2 separate regions of the Homo sapiens genome follow, and region 2 is linked to region 1. Evidence: chromatin loops called from intact Hi-C (ENCODE). Cell type or tissue: endothelial cell of umbilical vein. All regions are shown on one strand.

Region 1 (2,500 bases):
TTGAGATGGAGTCTTGCTCTGTCACCCAGGCTGGAGTGCAGTGGCGCAATCTCGGCTCACTGCCACCTCTGCCTCCCGGGTTCAAGCAATTCTCTGCCTCAGCCTCCCAAGTAGGTAGGATTACAGATGCCTGCCACTACACCTGGCTAATTTTTGTATTTTTAGTAGAGACGGGTTTCACCATCTTGGCCAGGCTGGCCTTGAATTCCTGACCTCATGATCCACCCGCCTCGGCCTCCCAAAGTGTTGGGATTACAGGCGTGAGCCACCGCGCCCAGCAGATATTTCTTTATAGCAGTGCGAGAACGGACTAACTCACCATCTTTTTGCACAAGGCAGAGAGCCAGATTAAAAAGGCAGGTTGTGGAGCCTGATTGCTTGGTTTGAATTCCGGTTGAATCTTGGCTGCTTACTTAATTGCACCATGCTTCAGTTCACCATCTGTAAAATGGGAATAGTAATAGTACCTACCTCTCAGGCTGTTGCCAGGATTAATTGAAATGTGTTAATACATTTAAAGTGCGTAGAAGAGGGCCTGGGATATAGGAAGTGCTAAAAACAATTGCTAAATAAATCCAATGAAGTAAAATAAAATTGGTGTGATTATTAATTCATGCTGTGCTACAACCTACTTTAAAATAATGGCCTACAATTACTTGGTTCAATGCACTATAAATTTGGTTTAAAAGATCACAACAAAAGAACAACATGACTTTCTCATGATCATTTATATAGGTAACATACAATCCAGTTCCTTCTCATATATAAATTTCCCTGTTTGTAGTCATAGTGTTGTTACACTGTTATCCCACAGTTCCACATTTTATAGGAAATGTAGTTTCTCCTTCCGGCTTTTGTTGCCTAAGGTCTAATCTTGCAGACTTATTATAGCAAAATGTTGCTCAATTTAGCCCACCCAGTCTCATGAGACAACAGGCTGACCCAAACAACCCCAAAGGAGAGAAACTGAACAGAACGCGCATACAACCCACACTGCCTTGTGTTCATTTTGTAAACGTCAAGCTCTGAAATTGGGTCAATGGTCTTGTTATCCCTTGTCTGTGAGTTACATTTTCTGAATTGTGTATGTGTTAGGAACTTTGGTTAGATATTCTCTGTATATTTTATTCTTTGGAAATCTTCCAACCTCCACCCTTAAGTAACAATGACTTTTGAAATGGTCTAAGAAAAAGGAAAAATCTCATTTGCAATGTTTTGCGCGGTGAGGGGAAGAGAGGAAGTTAGAAAAAAAGGCCTGTGGTGAGGCCAGGGTATAGGGCAGTGTTCTAAAAGGATGTGTTCTGGGGTCTCATTGTCTGGGTTTGAACCCCAGACCTGCCTGTTCCAAGTTGAGTTGACTTGAGCAATTATTTATTGGAGCTTCTGTTTCTCCTCTGTGAAACAGAGATAATGCCTCACAGTGGCAGCCAGCTTCCAAGGAGTCTCCCAGTGATCACCCCTCCTGGTACTCATGGCTTTGTGGTGTGCCCTCCTATTGTATTGGGGTTGCTCTGTGTGACCACTGGAATATAACAAAAATAGTTGTATATTGTTTTCACGGCTCAATTGTGTTAGCAGAAGGCAGCTTCCCCATGGCTGCCATTTCCTCCACTTTTAGAGAATGGGAAACTTCAGTGATTCCCTGCCCTGATCACCAGGCCAGGGTAGACTAGACGGCCCCAGTGCACACAGACATCTTGTGTAAAATGTGAGGCATTCATTCTTCAGAAAAACACGTGGGGGTTCAATAAGTGTGTCTTAGTCCATTCAGGCTGCTATAACAAAATACCATAGACTGGGTAGCTTATGCACAACAGAAATTTATTTCTCACAATTTTGGAGGCTGAGAAGTCCTTGATAAAGATGCCAGCAGATGTGATGTCTGGTGAGGGCCCATTTTCTGGTTCATAGATGGTGCCTTCTTCCTGTGTCTTCACATGGTGGAAGGGCATACAAGCTCTCTGAAGTCCCTTTTGTAAGAGCACAAATTCCATTCACCAAAGGCCCCATCTGCCAATACCATCAACTTGGGGGTTAGGATTTCAACATATAAATTTTGGGGGTGACACAAACATTTAGACCATAACAAAAGATGAGTTTTTTTCTGAATTTGCTTTTTGTTCCTAACTTTGCTTATAACTGTCAACCTCATAAGAAGTATTTTCCCTCTCAAATACCCATCCAAACTTTACACATTCATTCATTAGAGGTTTCCAAAGTAGTATGGACATAGGCGTATGGACATAGGCACATGGCAATTATTTGGATGCAGGCAGAAACTATTAAATCTTTAAGATTATTTATGTAACTGGCTTCACAAACATAATTTGTAACATACAATTATAAACAACTATATTTTATTCTTCTACTGTCCCTTTAATTTTTCTCAGTGAACTGGTATTTCCTCTGCCTCTGGATAAACCTTGTGCAGGCTCGTGATTTTTCTGGATCCTCAGATAATTACAAGTTCTATGATCATGTTTCATATATTGCAGCCTTA
Region 2 (2,500 bases), 930 kb before region 1:
TGGCCTAGCCTCTTCCCATCCCACTTCCCCCAACTCTCAGAGGCAACTGATTTTTTTTGTCCTATCTTTTTAGAATAATTCACCACCTCTGCTTTTTCTATCTGTTTTTTTATACCTGATTCCTAATAAATGGAGCTATATTTCACCATCTAGGGAATATATTATTCCAATGGGAAGAGTAAAAGATAAATATTTCTTGATGGAATTTTAGAGAGAGAAATTAATAAAGTTGGCTTTGTGTGCTCAGAATTTCAATAGGCCAAATAAAAGATAAATAATAGAAATAATTATGCGGGTGGGGGGAGCGAAAAACCTTCCCCAAAGTAGATTTTACTTGATGTTAAAAGCAGAACAAAGCCGCCACTTTTAAAGAAAGAAGGGATCTTCTTGATTGTAAATTTTGCCTTGGATGTGGGCGAATGTTGTGTTTTTAAAGAAATTAGAAGAATTAAGTAAGGGTGCCACACCGGTGGAGAGTCTAATTACTTCGGCATGAAGGAGAATAACCCAAATATCAGTGGGATGCGATTATCTTAAGCAAACAGGTTCCCGGAAGCGCGGGGAGTGCACGGCCTGCGCTGCCAGGCGGGACTGGAACAAAGAAGGTTCGGAACGAAGGAGCGAAGGTTCCGGCTTCCCAGTCATTTGGGCCGCGCTTGCGTCGCAGGCTCTGGCTGATGTCCCAAAGGCAACTTCACGCCCCAAGGCCCCTTCCTCCCTCTTCCCCAAAGGCAAGCGGTGGACCTAGAGTTCCTAGAAAGAGCCTCGCCCTTGCTGGCTTCCCGCTACCTCTGGTTCCAATCCGGGGGGCAATTCTTAACTCAAGTTCTCCTGCTCCTTCTCCCCTAAGTGCGCCGCCGACCCCTGGCTCCTTAAAGAGGCCAAGAGGTCTCCCGAGGAACAAGAGGTCTCAAGGATGACTGCCCTGAAACCCACAGGTGATATCCAGGTCGCACTGAAGTGCCCGCTCAGCACTTCCAAATATGAAAGCAAACATTTAAAGACAGGCAGCTAGTTTGGGGCCGACGTGGTTAGCCCTCGCCCCTCTCCCCCTCCTTGTCCCCCAGGGCCGCGCACCTGCCCCGCACCCCAGCGCGGGTCCGCTCACCTGCGCGTCTGCTCGCGGGGCCGCTGCGCCTCCAACCGAGCGCCGACAGAGGGCGCCCGCGGCGAGCCTCGCCGCCCGCAGCCCGCGCTGCTGTGGGCTTAGGTTCCAGGTGGGGTGCCCGGTAGAGCCAGGGAGATGGCAGTGTGGTCTGATGGGGGAGAGAATCTGGGTTTTGGCTATCGAGGATGAATTATTTAACTGGTCTGAAGCCTCAGGTTCCTCATCAAAGGAAATGGTCATAACACTAATATCTAAGCCACAGTTATCAGTTATGATCGTATATTCATTCATTCATTCATTGGCAAGAAATACACTTTGAGGTCTTCACCGTGTCCCAAGCATAGTGGAGACACAAGGGGTCCCTTAGCAATCAAATTAGACCCAGCTTCTGCCCTTTTGGAAAGTACATTTGAATGGGATTCACCTGGGGTAGCATAAACAGGGCTTGGCATGTGGGTCCTCTTAGCCCACCTCCTAGGACACGCTCAGCCCTCGGAAAATGTTGGTGCTTATTAATTATTATGACGTGCTAGTGTCGACATCAAGTGCTTCCTCCTTCTGCAATACAGGGGTTTAGTTCATTCCTGGTCCCCTAGAGCTGAGCACAGCCTGCTTTACGTTAATAGCTCAATGAGAGTTTGATGAATGAATGATGTGGTTGAATAAGCGCGTACCTTGAATCCCTAGAGGAGGGTGGAAGTAATGGAAGGGACAAAACCTTGCCACCTATAAAGCAAATAGCACTGGGGCTGGAGTGGAACCTTCAAGGTAACTTTCCTTCTGGAAGGGGCCTTGCATCTTTGAAAGACTGGCCACTTTCCCAAGAAAAATGAAACGTCTTTCAGCTAAGAGAGATGCGGACCTGCTCAGGGGCCAATCTCCAGCACAGATCTTCCTCATTAAAAGCTTTCAATGACATTCTCGGTGTTAGCTTCCCCCTTCCCACTTTTTAGGTATGTTTACGGGTTTCCAATGGTTTCAGGAAACCAAAAAGCTTTCCCTTGGAATTCTCCCTCAAAGGAACTGATCAGAGATGACAACTTAAACTACTGAAGGGAGTCGTATCTTTGTAAAAACAGACCCTGGACAAATGGGAATGTTCCTTTCAACTCACTATTAAGTGTTTTAAGGTATTAACTTCTCAAACCGCGTCTGAAGAAAGACAGAGTCTGTCTCCTTTTTCTATCTAGCCCAGCTGAGACTGATTTCTTCTTTAAAATAAATTTTATAAAGACGTATTCGTCTTCCATTGCTATGTAGCAAATTACCACAAATTCAGTTTAAAATACCACATATTAACTATCACACAGTGTTTGTGGATCAGGTATCTGGGCACCAGGTTCTTCTTGCAAGGTGTCACGAAGCTGCACTAAAGGTGTTGGCTAGCTGCAT

What was found. A loop is a pair of places that touch in the nucleus more often than their neighbours do. Peaks named below come from ENCODE experiments on the same cell type or tissue, not always from the same donor. Only the 100,000 strongest peaks of a DNase experiment are listed, where the experiment ranks them.
Region 2: it touches region 1 in a loop (23-fold over the local background); 3 of 110 quality-filtered maps call a loop at or near these places.

Annotation. Positions count from the first base shown.
Region 1 is chr12:96,052,854-96,055,353 of GRCh38, reverse strand. LOC124902990 (a long non-coding RNA gene) reads right to left here. Exons shown (of 2, transcript XR_007063413.1): 2 at 1,801-2,010. Among named protein-coding and RNA genes, the nearest start is that of TRD-GTC2-8, 18 kb to the right of the region's middle. In endothelial cell of umbilical vein, no CTCF peak of the experiment used is centred here; a DNase peak (open chromatin) is centred at 1,003; H3K27ac peaks cover 2,144 bases.
Region 2 is chr12:96,984,303-96,986,802 of GRCh38, reverse strand. No RefSeq gene overlaps it. Among named protein-coding and RNA genes, the nearest start is that of NEDD1, 78 kb to the right of the region's middle. RefSeq lists a silencer at 1,034-1,253. In endothelial cell of umbilical vein, a CTCF peak has its summit at 1,145 (motif pointing right); no DNase peak of the experiment used is centred here; H3K4me3 peaks cover 681 bases; H3K27me3 peaks cover 353 bases.